3 separate regions of the Homo sapiens genome follow, and regions 1 and 2 are each linked to region 3. A link is a contact called in ENCODE Hi-C or POLR2A ChIA-PET data. All regions are on one chromosome and are shown on one strand. Each heading gives the region's core, a stretch centred on a gene start or an enhancer-like site at or near the end of the contact. The rest is flanking DNA. Distances are from core to core; before and after follow the strand shown.

What was found. Hi-C counts contacts between places; a loop is a spot of excess contacts on that map. ChIA-PET counts read pairs that join two places held with the same protein, here RNA polymerase II (POLR2A). Pooled maps may share reads with other maps.
Region 1: a loop to region 3 is called in a map of CD4-positive, alpha-beta memory T cell, with 5 times the contacts of the local background. The contact joins the promoter of AGO4 here to the promoter of TMEM35B in region 3. A Hi-C loop is called at or near these places in 1 of 168 maps with a recorded cell type or tissue (CD4-positive, alpha-beta memory T cell).
Region 2: a loop to region 3 is called in a pooled map, with 3 times the contacts of the local background. The contact joins the enhancer-like site here to the promoter of TMEM35B in region 3. A Hi-C loop is called at or near these places in 1 of 37 single-sample maps with no recorded cell type and 3 of 50 pooled maps. POLR2A ChIA-PET finds 5 or more read pairs at or near these places in 1 of 52 experiments (activated T-cell).

What each region holds. Positions count from the first base shown.
Region 1 is chr1:35,806,262-35,809,751 of GRCh38, reverse strand. It overlaps AGO4 (argonaute RISC component 4), which reads right to left and starts at 1,736. Exons shown (of 18, transcript NM_017629.4): 1 at 1,317-1,736. The coding sequence starts at 1,335. It overlaps CLSPN-DT (CLSPN divergent transcript), which reads right to left. Exons shown (of 3, transcript NR_199050.1): 3 at 2,812-3,007. RefSeq lists enhancers at 684-963, 2,063-2,562 and silencers at 1,114-1,363, 1,644-1,853.
Region 2 is chr1:35,537,900-35,541,082 of GRCh38, reverse strand. The region is part of intron 2 of KIAA0319L (KIAA0319 like); the gene reads left to right. Among named protein-coding and RNA genes, the nearest start is that of KIAA0319L, 18 kb to the left of the region's middle. RefSeq lists enhancers at 945-1,034, 1,085-1,134. Within about 2 kb of position 1,927, at least 9 of the 41 ENCODE cell types and tissues checked have a DNase peak (open chromatin) inside an H3K27ac peak, as active enhancers do.
Region 3 is chr1:34,983,791-34,986,834 of GRCh38, reverse strand. It overlaps TMEM35B (transmembrane protein 35B), which reads left to right and starts at 1,488. Exons shown (of 3, transcript NM_001195156.2): 1 at 1,488-1,637; 2 at 2,888-3,044. The coding sequence starts at 1,530. ZMYM6 (zinc finger MYM-type containing 6) reads left to right here. Exons shown (of 16, transcript NM_007167.4): 16 at 1-670. RefSeq lists silencers at 1,510-1,799, 1,860-1,929.

The DNA.
Region 1 (3,490 bases), core at 487-2,986, 820 kb before region 3:
AAGGAATTGAGTAATTTTCCCAGGGTCATACAACTATTACATTACTAGATTGAATCTGTTACATTCCTAAAGACCTGAGCATGTCTTTAGCCAGGGGACATATCTGAAGTTAACCTGGCATAATACACTGAAGTTTATCAAACAATATTAATGCGGCAAGCCAATTTATTTTTAAAAGGCATATGAAATTTGATTATGAGGGCCTTTAAACAATACTTTAAGAAGCAAATTAGGGTGGGGCTTAATCACTCAGCTATGCAAACAAGTGCTAAGTAAACAAACGTGCCAAGTTTCCAAACTCAAATGGCAACTCGAATTTTCTACGCACTAAAAAGATGAAACACTCTACGACTAAGTTCATTATGTAGGTAAAGTTTGAATATTAAAGTGAATTCCACCACAGCCCCTAAACACTGAGCTACTTAGCCAAGGCATTAGAAACCTGTTGGGCTTTGAGGTGGAAGCACCAGGCCCCAATACTCAGGACACTTGTTACAGCCTGGAATGGTTCTTCTGGTTTGGATAGAGAGAAATAACCAGAGGCCATCCATATCCACAACAAATTAGTTTCCAAAGCACTTTCTCCTTCATTTGATCCTCACAACCACTCATAACCCAATTAGAAGAGAACTCAGGGCATTGAAGCCTGTGGTGGAGCAGACTGACTGGCAACTCCTGTGTCACTCAAAGGCTGGCTCAGACCACTCTGAGACTAACACACAGACTGAGTGACAGAGGCACAGGACCATGTTCTTTGGGACATCAGGGCCTTTCAGAAAGGGTGGGCATTTTGTCCCTTGACCTTCAGAGATCATGAGAGGTGTTTGGATGAAGTTCTTCTTCCTCATCTGAAGGCTCTGGACCATCTGCCAGTGCAAAGAAAAATAGGGGCGCGGCCCCAAACCAGGACTACCGGCTGGTAGTAGGCAGCGGGGCCCTTTTCCCGGTCTGGGCCAGGCCTCCGCGCGCACTGGGTAGCGGATCGCCCCCTTCTGAGGCCCAAACTACCCTCGTCGCGACCCCGGGCACATATCGTCTCCCCGAGGTGGGGCCAAGAGTGGCCTCCGCCCGGCAGCGCCGGTCACCTTCCCGAACCTCCCCCCTGGACCTCGGGATCCACCCAACGGCCGGCTGGGGCGCGGTCACCGCCCCCCAGGCCCGGGTCAGCTCCCTCCGCTTCGTGCTGCGGGGCTCGGGTCCCCTTCCCCGAGGCCTGGCGGCCCGAACCCGGCGAGGCGACGGGGCAGCGAAAGTCCCGGCCGCCCGCCCCGGGTCCCGGGTCCCGGGTCCCGCCCCGACCCGAGCTCGCTCCTCACCGGGTCCCAGCGCCTCCATGGCGGCGGCGGGGGCCGCCTCGCCCCGGTCCCCGGCGCCTCCCGCTCCGGGCCCCGCCGCCGCCGCCGCCGCCGCCGCGTAACGCTTGATCTCCGGAATATTGGCGCTGGGGTGGCGCCGCGGAGACGCGGGCGCTGGGCAGGGGGCGGCGGCGGCGCCCGGCCCGGGGACAGGGACCCGGCTCCGGCTCTTCCGGCCTCAGCGACAACAAAAACAATCCCCGCCGCCGCCGCCGCCGCCGCCGCCAACGGGAGCGGGAGCGGGAGCCAGCGCGCGCGCCCGCCGGGAGGGAAGGGGGCGCGGGGTGCGCGGACCCAGGGTCCCGGCGGGCGGAGGGGGCGTGCGCGGCCCCGGGCGCGGGGTCCACAGAGCCCGGCAGGCGGCGAGGCGGGTCGGGGAACGAGCGCGCGCCCGGAGGGTGCAGAGCCCGGTGGACGTGTCGGGCACGCGCCCGCTGGCCCGCTCTGCCCCGTCCACCCGAGGAGGCCGTCCGGTGGCCAACGGCTCTGGGGGCTACGTGCCATCCCCCCAGGGCGTCCTGCAAAAGATCTGGATTCCAGTTCCGCTGACCCACAGATTCAGTTTTCCACTTCTGTGAGTGGAAAGTGTACTGAGATTCACAGGAGCCACCTCGCCTCCCTCCTCCCTCCTCCCACCCCAGATCGCTTCTGTCATCTCGTCTTTTAGGGTCACCTTAGACGCTAGCAGTCCTCCTTCATCCCTTCATTCAGCACCACACACCCAACTGCGCGTCCCTCTCCGTATAGCCGGAAGGCACCACGGGAATGGACCCTGATGAATGATGCATTCCCTCCCTGGTCCCATGACAAGCGCCTCTGGTCAGCAAATCACCAGTCACTTTAGAAGAGAAAGGTCTTGGCCGGGCGTGGTGGCTCACGCCTGTAATACCAGCACTTTGGGAGGCGGAGGCGGGTGGATCACCTGGGGTCAGGAGTTTGAGACCATCCTGGCCAACATGGCGGAAGCCCATCTCTACTAAAAACACAAAAAATTAGCCGGGCGTGGAGGCAGGCGCCTGTAATCCCAGCTACTTGGGAGGCTGAGGCAGGAGAATCGCTTGAACCCGGGAGGCAGAGGTTTCAGTGAGCCGAAATCGGGCCACTGCACTCCAGCCTGGGCGACAGAGCAAGACTGTCTGAAAAAAAAAAAATAAAAATAAAAGAGAGAGAGAGAGAGAAAGGTCTTGCTTTCTTGGATGCCTTCCCCTTAGCAGACAAAAGCCAAGGGAGCAGCACCACCTCCAAGGCAGCATGGTCAGCCCAGCAGGCACAGCATCTTTAGGGCTTTCAGTAAGGACTTTGAGTGGGAGAACACTGGACAACAGGCCAAGAAGCAGTTTCTAGTCAGCAGAAGGAAGGAGCCCCTTGTCCACCAATTGAAAAGGTACGATGAGTTTGTGTGTGTGTGTTGTATTCCTTTGCTACGGCATAACGTAACAAAGTACCACAGACTGGGTGGCTTAAACAACAGAAATTTATTTTCTCACAATTCTGGAGGCTGGCAGTCAGAGATACGATGTAGGCAGGGTTGGTTCCTTCTGAGGCCTATCTCCTTCACTTGGTAGATAGTGGCCTTCTCCCAGTGACTTCACGTGGTCTTCCCTCTGTGCACGTCTGTGTCCAAATTTCCTCTTCTTATAAGGACAGCAGTCCTATTAGAGTAGGGCTCACTCTAGTGACCTCGTTTTAATTTAATTACCTCTTCAGAGACCCTGTTTCCAATTACAGTCACATCCTGGGGTGCTAGAGTTAGGACTTCAATATACAAATTATTGGGGTGGGGGATAATTTAGGCCCCTAGCATGTGTGGTGGGATATTCATTTGAGCACCTGCCATGTGCTGTCACAGAGCCAGGTAGTTTTTTTATGTAATGATAAAAAATATTAGCATCACATCCTGGCCATGCACTCTGCTATGGGCTTCTCATTGTCACTCAATCTTTACAACCACCAGTAAGGTAGATATTGTTAAGAAAGGTATTTGTACAGATGATGACACCGAAGCTCAGGGAAGTTAAGTAAGTCGGGCTTTGCATTACATGATGCTGAAGTGAAGCATGGGAAAAATTGGAGTTCAAATCTTGCATTTAAGTCCTGGCTAATTCTCTCCCTGATTGGCTATGGAACTAGGACTT
Region 2 (3,183 bases), core at 678-3,177, 550 kb before region 3:
GTGGTCCCAGCTACTTGAGAGACTGAGGTAAGAGGATCGCTCGAGCCCAGGAAGTCGAGGCTTCAGTGAGCCATGATCACGCTGTTGCACTCCAGCCCGGGCCACAGAGTGAGACTGTCTCAAGAAAAAAAAAAGGGAAAATTAATACATTGGTGAGCAAGACAGATACGGTTTCTGCCCTCATGAAGCTTGCAGTCTGTTAATACCTTTGCCATTCTTAGGGAACAGAAATTCCCTTTGAGAGGGATGGCATTGCTGACATCAAGATTCCCTTCAAGGAGTTTGAGGCTTCCCTAGGGTCCCAAGGTAATGCCATGACAATAGAGACCTAGTCTTCTTTGCAGAATCCTGGGAATGTAGGAGACTAGACAATTTGATGTCTCAAGCTGGTCTTAATAGAATAACCTTCTGCCAAGAATTATGTAAGTGAAGTTCCTGTCCACAAGATGGTATATCTCCAGTTTTCCTTTCTATCCAGTGCTCTGTCTCTCTCACCTTTAATAATCCACATTTCCTGAATAAGCAGTTAGAGTGGTTATTTGGAAATGTGGAAAGAGTGCTATAGCTGCAGCCTTTGCCCCCAAGTTGGAAGTGTGTTCCTGTGGTGATTTCATGGGCGTTAGATACACCCAGCCCATCAGCACTTGAAAGTCTTCTGCATTAGGGTGCTCCTGCCCTTTTGGCATCAGGTTTGTTACTCAGGATCTTAGGTGAACCATTCCAATGCTTAGCATGAAGCAAGCACCAATTATATAAATCTTGAACTTCCCTGGCCAATCACAAAAGGAAACTATAAAATGCCCTAAGAAGAGAAAGAATTATGAATGTCCCTGAATGGTGAGTTAGCCATCACAGACGCTGTCCAAAGGGAAACAGAAGCAGGGAGGAATGCCAGCCAAGGCCTATCTGGAACTCTACCCACTGCAGACTCTGCCCTAAAGATGGGTGCCCAGTGCATCTCACTTCAGTTCCCCTTTTTAAACTCCCTCAGCAGATGACAGGATTTTTAGGAATGCTCTCTTTCTTCCAACTGGCTTAACATTATGTTTTGATTCTAATCCAGCAGCACATTTGAGTTTGAAATAAATGTATGCTTATGAATTCTTTCACTTTTAGGTAATAAGGGGAATGACTAATATTACCAGACCTGGGAGATGGAGTGGGGGGTAACATTGATTCAGTTTCACTTCTGTAGCCTTAATTTCAGATTCAAGTTCACCATTTCAAGAGGACTGCCATCCTGCCTGTTAAGAAATGGCTCCTCTGTTTTTTGTTTGTTTGTTTTTGATACAGCTCAATGTTTATTGTCCTTAACTGAGGGCAACCAGAGTCAGCTGGAGGCTTATGGAAGTGGGGTGGCTACAGTGAATGAATCTTAATCAGAATAAATGAAGCAGCCTTGTAGAGAAAAGCTGAAGAGCCAGCTTCCATCTCAGAAAGTTGAGTAATCTGCATCCTGCTGGGTCAGTCTGTGGCATCTGGCCTGAAGCAAGCAGCCCCATATGCTGAAGCAGTGCCAAGCTGTCTTCTACCTGTGCATTCTACTTCATCAGTTTCTAACTGCTTGGTTTTCAAAATTGCTCTCAGCTGTGCTCCCCAGGGTATGCTTATAAGCTGCACTCTGACATTTCTCACAATGGACTTTTCAAATAACAGCGAGTTTTCCTATTACGCCTTCTGTGAAAAGTTAAAGGGAGGAGTTGGCCCCTGACCTGAGGTCTGCAGACCTGGAACAGGGTTATTTGCTCAGGATGTTCAAGGCAGAAACAAAAGTTTTCTGGCCTATCCCTGGAGACTTTCTCTGACAAGCATACCCTCCTTTCCGTTCCCAAGCTGTTTTGATTGAGCTGTTTCGCCTCCACTCTTTTGTATTTCATGTGGGGGTTGCTACCTTGGCAGCATGGCTGCCTCTGTCAGTGGAGAGGAAGTGGTGGAGAGTAAAGGCCGTATGTGTACGATATGTTTCCAGGGCTTTGCTGTGTCCCTGTGGGTAGTGTGTGTGTGTCAAAGAAAGAGAGAGACACTGAAGAACATTTGGGTGTTCTTATTTCCCTGCCTAGAATTAATACCATTTTTTGAAGCAGCAGAGAAATGTTGCCATTATACAGATGAGGATAAGGAAACGCCAGTTTCCGTGCAGTTAGAGATAGTCTATACTAGATAATTTGGCAGTCAGGAGTGTTGACCAATTTGCCCATATTTTCATTTCTGTCAGTAGAATGTGACTTACAATTAACTTGAAAATGGAGGTATAAGAAAAAAACACAAGTAAAAACACGTCAGAAAAATGAAGTCTATTAAAAGCCACATGATTGCCATAAATAAACCAAACAATATGAAATTACCCGAATGTCAGTGCCACATTATGGTGTTGACTTAGATTACATTCTCCTAATATTTGTGGTCTCTGGCTCTTTATATGTGTTATCTCACATTCAGTCAGTGCCTTAAAATAAGCTAACTGCATTTTTTTTTTTTTTTTTTTTTTTTTTGAGACAGAGTTTCACTCTGTTGCCCAGGCTGGAGTGCAGTGGCATGATCTCAGCTCACTGCAGTCTCCACCTCCCAGCTGCAAGCAATTCTCCTGCCTCAGCCTCCCGAGTAGCTGGGACTATAGGTACGTGCCACCATGCCTGGCTGATTTTTGTATTTATAGTAGAGATGGGGTTTCACTGTATTGGCCAGGGTGGTTTTGAATTCCTAACCTCAGGCAATCCGCCAGCCTCGGCCTCCCAAAGTGCTGGAATTATAGGCGTGAGCCACTGTGCCTGGCCTAACTGCATTTTTGTACCTTCTCTAGGATGCTTAATTCACATTATTAATGATAATTAATATCTAGGTATTTTATATATATACTATAGATACACGCATTTTAGGTCAACAAATAATATATCAGGCTAAATAAAACCAAGTTCCTGCCATTAGAGAGGTCACACTATGGAGGCAGAGAGAGATGTAGAAACATAAAGAAGCATGATCAATTCCGAGATGTGCTATGGGAACACAAAGAATGGGGCAGAGAATAGCTGAACCCTGTTTTATAGCAGGCTGGTAAGACATGGGATGTTCTAATCCCTTTGAACCTCCTCCTCCCAGATTCATTTGAAGTGGCTTTTAACCCACAGAGCTCTTTTCACTTTTTTTATCTTAGAGGGAGGGATAGAGGGAAGAGTTTGTACAGCT
Region 3 (3,044 bases), core at 239-2,738:
AGCACAACCTGGATGTTGAAACAGCTTGGCCTTTAGAAGCAAGTGGAACATTTCAGTCTTCTAGCCAACCAGCTACTTACCCCTGCAAGGTTGTGAGTAGGTGGAAAAGATAGATCTTTTTTTTGAGATGGAGTTTTGCTCTTGTTGCCCAGGCTGGAGTGCAATGGCGTGATCTTGGCTCACTGGAACCTCTGCCTCCTAGGTTCAAACAATTCTCCTGCCTCAGCCTTCCAAGTAGCTGGGGTTACAGGCATGTGCCACCATGCCCGTCTATTGTATTTTTTTTAGTAGAGACGGGGTTTCACCATATTGGTCAGGCTGGTCTCTATCTCCTGACCTCAAGTGATCCACCTGCCTCGGCCTCCCAAAGTGCTGGGATTACAAGTGTGAGCCAACGTGCCCAGCTGGAAAAAGATAGATCTAAGCAGCTTGGGTAACTATAAATGGAAGCAGCAGGGGGATTTGAGACCCCTGCTTGGGGCCTTTCTGGCCCAATATACCAGGGCTTAGCAAACTTTTTAAATAAAGAGCCAGATAGTAAATATTTTCAGCTTTGCAGGCCATACTGTCACAACTACTCAATTCTGCAGTTGCAGTGCAAAAGCAGCCATAGACAATATGCAGATAAGTGTGGCTGTTTTTAAATAAAACTTATTCATGAACACTGAAATATGAATTTCATATAATTTTCCTATGTCACACAAGCTTCTTTAAAAAATGTTTTTATCATAAAAAATGTAAACAAACATTATTAGCTTGGGGGAAGGGGAGAAGCATGGAAAAAAATCAGACATCTGGCCAAATTTGGCCCATGGTTTGCCCATCCCAGCTTTAGACAGATTTCCAGGTAAGAGCAAATGGGCCAGGAGTGGACTGTAGGGCTTGGTTCAGTGAAAGCCTCTCTATCCATGCAAGTATCTGAATTTTCAAACACCTTTCACATTTCATTGTCAGCCGAGATAAATTAGAGGGAAAAGATATCTCAGGCAAAGAGACTTATTTAATAATTAATGGTTATTGATTTATTACAATTTTATAAATTAATTTACTAATTTACAAATAACTTTCTGAGCTCTTACATGTGCAGGCACTGTGCTAGGCCTGTTACAAACTCTGGAGAACTGAGTTATCCCCATATACAGATGCAGATACTGAGGCCCTTTGGGGTGGGTGACAGCTCAGATCCCACAGCTAGTGTGGCACAGGCAGGAACGAAGCCCGGGGTCTTTTGATGGTAGCTGAACCGCACCCAGACACCCACCCGTGTCTGCCAGCACTCCGTATTGGCTGGGAAACACTCCCTGAATCCAAAGGTGCCTGTTTAGTCAGTTACCAGCCAGTGGTCCTCAAGTGTCCCCACCTGTAAGATGGGGGCGCCCTGCCCCAGTACTGCAGCCTCGCGACCCCCTGGAGGGTGGGGGACGGTAGCTCAGGCGAGAGTCTTCCGGCTGCCCCGGGGAGGGAGGAAATGAGCCGGCGGCAGGGGCGGGTTTTCGGCGGGGCCAACCCACGGTGGGGGGAGCGCGGCCATGGCGCTCCTGCTTTCGGTGCTGCGTGTACTGCTGGGCGGCTTCTTCGCGCTCGTGGGGTTGGCCAAGCTCTCGGAGGAGATCTCGGCTCCAGTTTCGGAGCGGATGGTGAGCGGCGCGGGCGGGCGGCAGGGGATCGGGCCCGCGGCGGCGTGTGCTCCGCCCTGCCGCTCCTCGCCCCCGGCCCGGCAGGCCGCCTTCGGGCTTCCGAGGCTCAGCTGGAGCTGGGGGAAAGCGCCTGGCTTTCGACTGAGGCGCAGGTCCTGCCTGGGGAGTTCCTCGAGTTCTCTGGATCTTCCCTAGACGGAAGGGGACAGAACCTCCCCTTCCTGCAGAATATTGGTGGCCCCAGGCAAATCTAGAGCCTTAGGAGGTCCCTCCCACCCCCCCGGACCCTGGGGGAGGATGATGCGGTGGGAAAATGAGCTCACTTCCCGCTCTCTTCCCTCTTTTCGCCGTTTGCTTCAGTTTTTGGGAGGTTCGTGGGGTTGGGGTGTAGTAATCCTGGCTTTGCAGGGAAGGAAGCCCGCCCTGAAGGGCAAGTATATCTGCTAAAGATTGCACATCTAGTCAGGAAGCAGGACACAAGCTAGACACTCCTAACTCGGAACCCAGAGAGGGAAGCCTCTCTCGGAAGCCTGAGAGGGATGCCCTGAAGTCGTCTTTCAGCCTTCTGTCTAGTTCCAGACTCATGGGAAAGCTTTCATATCCTGTTCACCAATCTCCCCAGTCCCTCAAAAGAGCCAGACTTGTAGACCTCTGCTGGCATCTCTCTCCAAGGCCTGGATAAATCCCCAGAGACAGACAGCTTAGAGCTGCTTCCCAGCAGAGCTGAGGAGGGGAGGTAGAGCTGAGGAGTGGGAACAGGAAAAAGTATCCCCGAAAGTAAGGATGAAGTTGTCATTTGGCTCAGGGGAGGGCCTGCCTTGACAAGAAGAGTCACTTTGAGCCCACCTAACTCTGCCTCACCTCCAAATATTCCCTGTACAGCAGCCTTAAGAGAAACCAGGCCAGACACAAAGAAGGAAACTGTGGAATTCCCCAGGCCTTGGCACTAGGGAGCCAAGCCCAGCCCCCTCCTCCTGGGATTTGGGGCTGGGTTGTAATCTCTTGAGAGGTCTAGTGAGAAGATCAATCTCTGTACCACTTGGAGCATGGAGCCTGTTTCCTGATTCCAAAGCTCAGCGCCACAGGGCAGCCCTCTCCTCTTCAGGCTGACCTCAGCCCTGGACCTGACCTAGAGTAGTAGTTCTTTTCTCTGGGAAGTTGAGGGCACAGGCATAGATATGCCATGGAGCATCTGGGGAGCTCATCCTTGTTGAACAATGAGGCTAACAGGCATTCCTTGCCACCCCTAGAATGCCCTGTTCGTGCAGTTTGCTGAGGTGTTCCCGCTGAAGGTATTTGGCTACCAGCCAGATCCCCTGAACTACCAAATAGCTGTGGGCTTTCTGGAACTGCTGGCTGGGTTGCTGCTGGTCATGGGCCCACCGATGCTGCAAGAGATCAGTAACT